Linked DNA regions of Homo sapiens: region 2 is linked to region 1. A link is a loop called in an ENCODE intact Hi-C map of the cell type or tissue named here. Cell type or tissue: CD14-positive monocyte. All regions are shown on one strand. Each heading gives the region's core, and the rest is flanking DNA. Links, peaks and the distances in the headings are about the cores only.

Region 1 (5,390 bases), core at 196-5,195:
AGCCTCCTGAGTAGCTGGGACTACAGGTATGCACTACCACATCCAGCTAATTTTTGTATTTTTAGTAGAGATGGGGTTTTACCATGTTGGCCAGGATGGTCTTGATCTCTTGACCTCATGATCCACCTGCTTCGGCCTCCCAAAGTACTGGGATTACAGGTGTGAGCCACTTCACCCAGCCAGGGACAGGCTTTTTACTTACATGAAGAAGACAGGAGAGGAAAAGTGTGAAGGTTAAAATTCAGAATGCTTATATAATAAATGATGAACGTTATTATCAGCATTTGATACTCCTGACACACTGGTTTATTGTTTTCTATCTCCATACTATGCTCATAATTCCTCAATCTGGAACTTTCTGCTCCCTCTTCACTATCATGTGATAAATGCATATCTATCCCATCTCAACTCATTGCAACCTCTGCCTCCTGGATCTAAGCGATTCTCCCACCTCAGCCTCTCAAGTAGCTGGGGCCACAGACGTGTGCCCCCATGGGCAGCTAATTTTTGTATTTTTATAGAGATGGGGTTTCACCATCTTGGTCAGACTGGTCTTGAACTCCTGACCTCAGGTGAAGCACCTGCCCTGGACACCCAAAGTGCTAGGATTACAGGAGTGAGCCACCATGCCCAGCCCATATCCATCTTTATGGATGCCTCTTTTCCCATTCTACCTCTTTCCTATGTACACTAGGAGAGATCTCTTTTCCCTTGAAATCCTAGTATTTAGGTCTAATATTTAGGTCTCCTTAACAGTTTGCACTGGGATCTTATTTATGTAAGTCTTTTACCTTCACTATCAAATGGTAATCTCCTTGAAGGCAGGGATGTTCATTACTCTTCCTGAATTCCCTGCTGCATAGTCACTTGCACATAAGAGATACCCCATAAATGATTGCTGAATGGAATCAATGTTACAAAGAAGATGACTGCATTGAACTAGGGAGTGGGGAAGTTGAACTAGGCATTTTCTAAGGCTTTCTGCTCTAAAATTTTATAATTCATTTGATTGCAGGTTGCATGTCCCTACCTGTGAGACAATTTCTAAGCTGCGTATTCCTTACTTGATTACTGAGTGCATGGAGAATGCAATTTACCCTCATGCCAGTCCAAGGAAAGAAGAAAAGATTGGGTTCATGAACGCACACAAATACAGTTTGCTGATGCCAAATATGAATGGTTTCAGATTGTGCACAGTTTTATACTAGCCATTCTTTCTTTCTATTCTCTCCTGTCTCCCATTAACAGGGACAACCTTACAATAGGTCAAAAATAGGAAATGGTGGTAGGATGCCATTATTACCTTCAATTGTTCCATTTCCACACCTGTGAAAGAGTATCACCTGTACTATATATTTAATGATTTAATTTTGGCAGTACACATATGTATCTATTTCCAATTCCAAGATAAATATATATTCAATGATTACATAATGCAACATGCACTTAAGGGAAGTTGTTGCTCTTAGCAATAACCTAGAGTTTTGCTTTTATCTATGTATCAATTAGCTTTTGCTATGTAACAAGTAATCCCACAATATGATGGTTAAAAGTAGCAACCAGTTATTTCATTCTTAATTCTGTAGTTTGGCAATTGGGCTGGGATTCCTGGGCAGTTCTGGTCTGAGCTGGCTTGGCTGATCTTGACTGAATTCACTTAAGTATCTATGATCAGCTAATAAGTTGACTGGGGCTTTGTGGTTTGACAGCTCAGCGGAGACAGCTGGAAAAACTAGGTCACTCTCCACAGGATCTCTCTTCCTCCACAGTCTAACCTCGTCTTCTTTATATAATGGCATTAGGAGTCTACAAGTGAGAAAGGAAGTATGTAAAGCCTCTTGAAGCCCTGGTTCTGAACTTTTCACTGTTACTTCTGCTACATTTTATTGCCACAGGCAGGTCACAAGCCTCACCCAGATTCAAGGGATGAATAAATTGTCTCTTGAAAGGAGAGGCAGAGTTGCATTGCATAGGCTGTAGATACAGGGAGGGAAGAAGAATGGTGGCCATTTTTGCAACACGTCACAATCAGCTGGGGTGCTTTTGCCTTAAGTTACAGAAAATAACTCCAAGTTGTTTAAATGATGAAAACACATTATGTATCTCTTGAAATACATTTGGAGGAAAAGTGATTCCAGGGTTACTTCAGCTGCTTAGCAATGCCATCATGGCCCTAGGGTTTTTTTTTTTTAAATTTCACTTTCCACTCTGTCATATCCAGCATATTGGTTTTTGTCCACATTTTAACAAGATGTCCATGACAGTTTCAGGCTGTACTCACAGATGATAGAATCCAGAGGAGAAGAATGGAATGGCTCTGTCTTGTGTCTTCTTTTACAAATGAGGAACATCTACTCAGAAGCCCTTGCAGTACTCCCACTGGGTCCCATTACATCACATTCCTATGCCTGAGCATAGGAATTCATCTTCATCTGGGCTTCCTCTTCATGTTAGTGGCAGCCTGGCTACAGAAAAGCTCTGCTTGTTGACGTCATACTACTAGCTATTGAGGTGAGAAGGTGGGAATTGGGTGGTGAGAATTTTCCTCAAGAAATATAGCAGCTTAGGAAGGTTGAAAGTAGGGTAACTGGTTCTACTCAGAATAGTAGATTTGAGTTTATCCTTCTGGATGTTCCTACCATTTGCAGTGATTTCTTTAATAACAATAATAACAACAATAATGGATGGTAAACATCTGTGCAAACATAACACTAATTCATCTGGTAGGAGGTGATGTGGATCAATGCATTTCAAATAAATTAAAACAAATAATTTTCAAAATTTTCTCTTTATGTGATTATTTTGACTACTTATGTCTGCTCCTTGAGTCATGTAATAAGAAGTATATTTCTTCAAATCTTAGAGGCAACAATGAGCTCTGTGTTTCACAGCTTAAACAGTCAAAAAGTACAGGGTTGAAAAATAGACACCGGCTAGGAAACTAAAGCTTTTGTTTACAGAGTACATTTGTCCTTAATTTAATTAAGTCTCACAACATCTATTCGTTCTCTTGTCTTTAAAATTTGACCTGGGGTGGCATGTATGGCAAATGCAAGTATCATTTTTCTAGAAAGTCTCAAGTGAAAAGTGCTTATCCTTTAACTCTTCTCCGTAAACAAAGTGTCTTGTAAAAAGGCCATCACCTTGGCAACTGTCAACTGAATCAGCTTTATGAAGACAGAGCCAAACTACGAATAAACCTGCAGCTAAGGTGTAATTATTTTGCCATTAAAGAAAGTGAAATTTTTTAAAAAGTGACTTCTGACTATGCTTTGTGAAAGATGAAACTATTTAAATTTAAAGTAAACATAGTTTAAATTTAAAAAAAGAAGAAGTTACCCTGAATGGCCAGTTTGAACATTGCATTGTTCTACAGTTTCCTTCCATTTATGATTCGTTTGAATGTCTATTTTCTCTCCTTGTTAAACTGCTTACACTTCAAAAGCTTTTCCCCTTTCTATAAGTATTACTCTTAAAGTGAAATCAGCCAGTGGTTTAGTGCATTCCACACTCTGGGTTTTTAAAAAATAGTATTGGTGTTGATTCTCTGGTAGGATTTTGTCATTAGAATGTGTACGGGTTTTTGACTGTCAATCTTCTTGCCTATAATGACTTGGATATCCATGGACTTTCAAAGGCAAACCACAATGATTTTAGAAAATAATTAACAAAGTGTGTAATTGGTCACAGCTCAAATATTGGCAATAAAAGTATAAATTTAACATGTGATTGACTTAAATTATATCATTTTCTCGAGTCATGTATTGCAGGGGGTTACACAGTCAGACATCAGGGCATGAGGCTGGTTAGGAAGAAATTTGGGGGGGAATTTCACTTGAGAATGTTGTGTATTTTCTAAGCACCAAAAAACTATGCTAAGAAACATAAAGTCATTTTTGCATCCCAACCCCAGTATTATGCATGGAAGAAAGACTGGAGGAACAGCTCAGAGTCATTATCCCTGATGTGGCTCCTATTAGGGGGCAATTTCCCATTGTGTGTAGTTTGGCTAGAGTGCCTTAGTTGTATGTGGAAGCTGAAGAGGGAGACCCTTCAATGCTCACTGCATAGCAACATGGTTGTAGTCACATGAACTAGGCTTGGACACTGACGCTGAAATTCCGAAACTTGGATGATGGCACAGGAATGGGACTAAGTGAGGCAAAGAAGCATCTAGGGTGCTAGGGGGTAACATTTAAGGAGGCACTCATTCTTAGAGTCATGAGAGTGCTGATCTGCATTGGTACGACCCTGAGAGTGAGTGCCTCCTTTTCTTTCTTTTTTTTTTTTTTTTTTTGAGACGGAGTCTCATTCTGTTGCCCAGGCTGGAATGCAGTGGCATGATCTCAGCTCACTGCAAGCTCCACCTCCCGGGTTCACGTCATTCTCCTGCCTCAACCTCCCGAGTAGCTGGGACTACAGGTGCCCGCCACCGCACCTGGCTAATTTTTTGTATTTTTTAGTAGAGACGGGGTTTCACCGTGTTAGCCAGGATGGTCTTGATCTCCTGACCTTATGATCCACCCGCCTTGGCCTCCCAAAGTGCTGGGATTATAGGCATGAGCCACCCCGCCCGGCCATGAGTGCCTCCTTAAATGGTGTGCCATAGGCTGCTGGCTTGCCTCTCCTAGTCCCACAGCCTTGGTGTGATACTTGGAAAGTCTGGAAAGTCAGCAAGCAGATCATCACAGTGGTGGTGGCAGAGATGATGCCAGTGCAGTATGCAGTAGTGATAGTACTAGTGACAGCCGAAACAGTGAGAATGGTGGCCGTGGATGCAGTGTTGCTGATTCCAATGGTAGCGTGAACACTGGGATAAGCTTAGATCTGGTTCTCATGGGAAAGACTCCTGGTTCTCCTGCCTTTGGTTTTGTCAGTTCCTTGATAATCCATCCGATCCAGTATGTTTCTGCCTAAGTGAATCAGAGTTGGTTTCTGTTGCTTGCCACCAAGAACTCTCACTAACACAGTGGGATTGTGAGCAATTTATACTTTTTTTTCACCTTTATCCTTTTTCTTTGTTTTTATTTTTTTCATATTAATAAGCAGATTGATTTTTCACGGAAGGCCAAAACTTGTTGTCAATTTGTTTTGTCATCAAGTAGATCAAAGTGTGTAGGGCGGGCTCCCAACTGAGTCCATTAGGCAGTTCAGTGATGTTAACATCAAGAACCTGGATACTTTCCATCTCTCCACTGTTCCACCATTGATGTGGGCTTCATCTTCATGTTAGTGGCAGCCTGGCTATGCCAGTTCCAGGAGTTACATGCAGGAATGGCAATGCCAAAGGGAGAATAGGAGGGCCTCTTCCTATGGTGCTTTCTTAAGAATGAAGAATAATTTTCCAGGAGTCTCACTCCAGAATTCTCTTTAATTTTCTTGGCCAAAAT
Region 2 (5,390 bases), core at 303-5,302, 62 kb before region 1:
GTGTGGTTTCAGCAGATGGATCCTGTGGGGGACTTGGGGAAATGAGGTTGGACTGGCAAGAGAGAGAGCTATGCAGTGCTTAAATTTAGGCCAAGGAGTTTGGATGTTAAACAATTAAGGATGTACTCTACCAAAATTGGATTTTCCAAGACCAGCATGGATTTCATGACATTTTGCCCTTTCCAATTAAGGTGATTTAAGTGTGACAATATTTAAAATTTAACAAAGCTTATATATATATATATTTAAAAATCAGGTAATACATTTTTTTTCAGACTGTGTTCTAATTTGGTATTTGGAAATAGAATCATTTATCCAGTCTTCAAATATTTGCTAAATATCTGTGCCAGGCTCAGGATTGGACATTTATGGAATAGGTCAACAATTATTTATTAGGTGCTTACTATGGGCCAGGCTGTGTCCTAGGCACTTAGGGTACAGTATAGAGCAAAAAGAAAAACACTTGCCCTCATGGAGCTTTTATTCTAGTGGTATGTTAGTTTGCTAGGGCTGCCATAGCTGGGTGGCTTAAACAACAGATGTTTATTTTCCTGCAGTTCTGTAGGTTGGAAGTTCATGATCAAGGTGGTGTTGGCAGGGCTGGTTTCTTCAGGGGAGCTGTGCGGGAAGGATCTGCTCCAGACTTCTTCTTGTTGACTTGTAGATGGCCCTCTTCTCCCTTTGTCTTCACATTGTCTTCCCTCTGTCTGCATCCAGATTTTCTCTTAAAGAACATCGGTCATATTACATTAGGTCCTACTCTAATGACCTCATTTGAACTTAATTACTTCTGTAAAGACCCTATCTCCAAATACAGTCACATTGGGCTGGGCATGGTGTCTCACACCTGTAATCCCAGCACTTTGGGAGGCTTAGATGGGCGGATCACTTGAGCCTGGGAGTTTGAGACCAGCCTGGGCAACACAGCAAGACCTTGTCTCTACAAAAAATACAAAAATTAGCCAAGCATGGTGGTGTGTGCCTGTAGTCCCAGCTTCTTGGGAGGCTGAGGTGGGAGGATTGCTTGACCCTGGGAGGTTGAGACCAGCTTGGACAATGTGGCGAAACTCCATCTCTACAAAAAACTAGCCAGGTGTGGTGGCGTGTGCCTGTAGTCCCAGCTGCCCAGGAGGCTGAGGTGGAAGGATCATCTGAGACTGGACAGTCGAGGCTGCAGTGAGCCGTGATCACACCACTGCACTCCAGCCTGGGTGATGGAGTGAGACCTTGTCTCAAAAAACAAGCAAACAAACACAACCCAAATGCAGTCATATTCTTGGATATGAAGGGTTAGGACTTCAACATGAATTGTGGCTAGGGACACAGTTCTGCCTGTAACAAGTGGAAATTGGTGATAAAGCAGTGAATAAACCCTAGAAGTTGGGTGGTCGTTTGCAATGTGGCAGGCACTGTACCAGGCATGTTCGTGTGCATCATTTCATTGAATGCTTGTAACCAACCTGTGAGATAGGTGTTGTTATCTCCACTTTACAGTGAGGAAACTGAGGGCAGACCACGTTTGTTCATAGGGAGGTTTGCTTTTGTGATAGTATGTTTAATGCTTTCATTGGGTCAAAGCCTTGGAAATAGAAATTGAGCTACAGCTAAATGTGTAGCTGAATTCATGGTGAATTCAGATTCAGAGCAGACCAAAGTCTGGATGTTAAAATAGAGCTGGGGGTGGGGAAGGTTGGTTTGTTTGTTTTACATTAGGTTCTAAGAATAAAACCAAAGATAGGAGGCTTTTGTTGTTGTTGTTTTTGTTTTTCTTTCGAGACAGAGTCTCGCTGTGTCGTCCAGGCTGGAGTGCAGTGGCACAATCTCAGCTCACTGCAACCGCCACCTCCCAGGTTCAAGCGATTCTCCTGCCTCAGCCTCCCAAGTAGCTGGAATTACAGGTGCACACCACCATGTCTGGCTAATTTATTTTTGTATTTTTAGTAGAGACGGGGTTTCGCCATGTTAACGAGGCTGGTCTTCAACTCCTGACTTCAAGTAATCTGCCCGCCTTGGCCTCCCAAAGTGCTGGGATTACAGGCATGAGCCACACATCTGGCCAGGAGTAATCTTTACAATTAAGTATGTTTTTTTTCTCTGTAGACAGTCCAGTATATTATATAATAACATTTTTATATATAATAAAACATTATTATACAAATTTATAATGATAATTCTAATAATTTATGGTAAATATATAATCATTTTACATATAGCCTACATTTTATATAGTACTGATCATTTCCTTTTGATTATCTAGATTCAAATAAGTTTATAGGTCATTTTTGACCTGTACCTTTTGATTTATCCCCAGATTAGGAGCCTGCCTGGGCACTCCTCCTGTGGGAGAAATCCTCTTTGCATCAATCAAAAGCTTTGCTTTTGATTCAACCCTGCAGCTCCTCTGGTGGGCAGATTCGGATTCAGCAAACACTTATGGAGGTCCTGCCCACCATGTAGCAGGTCATTTTACATCAATCCATGTTTCTCAAAAATATGGAAAAGCAAAGGATAATATGGTGCGTGTTCTATAAACATCCATTTTATACCATTATTTTATGAAATAAAAATCTAAATTAACTGATGAATAATTTAAAACAGAATTTCAACATTGAGACAATGTAGATATATATTATGGTATAAAATGAAGCATTTGCACGAACTTTTTAGCTAAAATTTGTTTCAAAGAAGTTGCTTTTGTTTTTAGTGTACCTTGAGTTCAACACAGATGTGAATGCCCGCTTTTTCCAGAAGGGTTCTTGGGAGAAAACACTGGAGAAGTTCTAAGCACTTTTTTTTTTTTTTTTTTTTTTTTAGAGATGGTTTCTTACTCTGTTGTTCAGGCTGGAGTGCAATGTTGCAATCATAGCTCACTGCAGCCTTGACCTCCTGGCCTCAAGTGATACCCCTGTCTCAGCCTCTCGAGTAGCTGGGACTACAGGCATGCGCCACCACACCCAGTTTGAACACTATTCATCCAAGTTTCATAACAACCATATGAGGTGTATAATCCTCATTTAAGAGATCAGAAAACAGAAGCTGAGATAAATTATCTTGTCTTAGTTAATACAGTAAGTAAATAGCAGAGGCAGATGTGAAGCTTCCTGGCTCTAATTCCAGGGCATTTTCTATTGCACTAAAGCCACTCCTTGGATGAATAGGCTCAGTCCTCATGGGGGCTGGGTAGGTCTCACAGCTCTGCATTTCCGCAAGTACCACCCTCCTTCATTCTTGAATTCATGCACTTACTTACATTTTACTCAACAAATATTTATTGGGAGGTAAATTTGGGCCACACTTTATTCCAGACCCTGATGACAAGGGGGTAGCAATGAAGGCATAGCTCATTCCCTCATGGAGCCTGCATTCTAGTGGGAGAACAGATATTCAACAAATAGTTACCAAAACATTTTTCAAAACTGTAATAAGAGTTATAAAGGAAAAATACATGGTACCAGAAGACAAATAAAACAGGTGAATTAATCTAGACTGATGCTCAAGGTCTCTTTCAGAAAGTTGACCTTTGAGATGAAGTTTCAATCATGAATTAACTGGGGGAAAACTTATTTGCACTTAAACTAGTTACAAATTACCATCCTACAAAACCCTTCATGACAATTCTGTCTATCTCCATTAGATTTCTTCTCTGTTCTACAAGATCAAATGCTCACTTTCAGGTATCACGTTTATTCTCTTCTATTATATTGTTCCTACTGTCTGTCCATCCATCCATCCATCCATCCATCCATCCATCCATTAGCTATCTAATAAACTTTCCTTGAGCACCTAATATAAGCCTGGCACTGTTGCACCCCAAGTTCTTTATTTTTTCCTCTCTCTTCTCCTTTTTTCTTTTTGACTTCTTTTTTTTATCTACCCCTTTATATGATTCTTGAATCTTCTATTTTTGACACCCATCTTTGATGTTATTCTCTTCCCAGTTCTCTTCCATCTCCTCCACCTTGACTAAAAGTATAACTACTCATTCTATTTTCAACAAATGGGTTCTTCACATTTTTATGAAATAAATATTTTTCTAATCAGGTGCGAGAAAATAGATGCTTGTTTGTTTTTACTTTTAATTTCCTTTTTGGTTTTATCGGCTGATTGTAGTTTCTATCTCTTAATAAAGAAATGCCACTAATATAAAACAAACTTTTTGGGGGATATCCATCTATCTATCTCTATCATTTATCTGTATTTTGGATCAGTTCTTTTTTTTCACTATAAATACCTGGAGGTATACAGCTCTATTTGTTTCACATAATATAGCATCTGGAGCTAATGATAATTGCTTCCTAAACTTTTCACATGCTTTAAAAAGAGGTACATCATGGCCGGGCACGGTGGCTCATGCCTGTAATCCCAGCACTTTGAGAGGCCAAGGTGGGCAGATCACCTGAGGTCGGGAGTTTGAGACCAGCCTGACCAACATGGAGAAACCCCGTCTTTACTGAAAATACAAAATCAGCCGGGCATGGTGGCACATGCCTGTATTCCCAGCTACTCGGGAGGCTGAGGCAGGAGAATCACTTGAACCTGGGAGGCAGAGGTTGCAGTGAGCCAAGATCACACCATTGCACTATCATCTTTTCTAGGCCTGCTAATATGCTTGTTCTACCTCTGATATAAATGTACAAATAGATTCAGAAATGCATAGCTCCAAGCTACCCTTCTTTCAGCTTCTTCTATCAAGTTCTCTTTGTCTTCTCTGTCGTAACCTGAACATGAGAAATTGTGGTCAATGATTATATAGCATATCAACTATTTAGGCAAACCGCAGGAAAAGTTCTACACTTTGTTCTCTAGCTACATACAAGTCAGTCAAATTTACCAAATCTTTGGAAAGTCTGAAGACCCAGAGTATACTACATAGTAAGTTCTACCTATCAAATGATAAGTAGAGGGGACATCACCTTATAGTCATGATGGAATAATAATAGCCTGACCTAACTGCCCATTATAAATTATTGTAATTAATAACTGCTTTTAGACATTGAGCAACAGTCTATATATGACTGTGATCCCTAAGAGAAGAGAAACAAAGTGAATTCAATGACTGCCCTGGTTTTCTGTCTGAAAGCAATTTCTAGACCATGGATCCAGGAAGGAGGGATATGAGCAGATCCTAGTAGCCTCGCTGAATTGATGAGATGAAGATCAGAGTTTGGGGAGGCTGAGGTGGTGAGAGGTACTGGGGCAGAGTTCTGAGAAGGAGGAAGCTATGCAGAAAAAGAGCTCCAGAAATATGCATAGGAATCTCTTGAATTTTTGCTGAGTGTTAGGATACAAGTATGTAGAATGATGCTCTACAAGTCTGGGCAAGAAAAGACTTTTTAGTTGTAAGCTGAATAAACCCAGAGCACACATGAAATGGGAAAGTGTTTTTTGTC

The links. Peaks named below come from ENCODE experiments on the same cell type or tissue, not always from the same donor. Only the 100,000 strongest peaks of a DNase experiment are listed, where the experiment ranks them.
Region 2: it touches region 1 in a loop (1.9-fold over the local background); 4 of 110 quality-filtered maps call a loop at or near these places.

The regions. Positions count from the first base shown.
Region 1 is chr4:38,579,645-38,585,034 of GRCh38, reverse strand. No RefSeq gene overlaps it. Among named protein-coding and RNA genes, the nearest start is that of LINC02278, 18 kb to the right of the region's middle. In CD14-positive monocyte, for the core only: no CTCF peak of the experiment used is centred there; a DNase peak (open chromatin) is centred at 2,394.
Region 2 is chr4:38,641,910-38,647,299 of GRCh38, reverse strand. The region is part of intron 1 of KLF3-AS1 (KLF3 antisense RNA 1); the gene reads left to right. Among named protein-coding and RNA genes, the nearest start is that of KLF3, 20 kb to the left of the region's middle. RefSeq lists an enhancer at 134-303. In CD14-positive monocyte, for the core only: no CTCF peak of the experiment used is centred there; no DNase peak of the experiment used is centred there.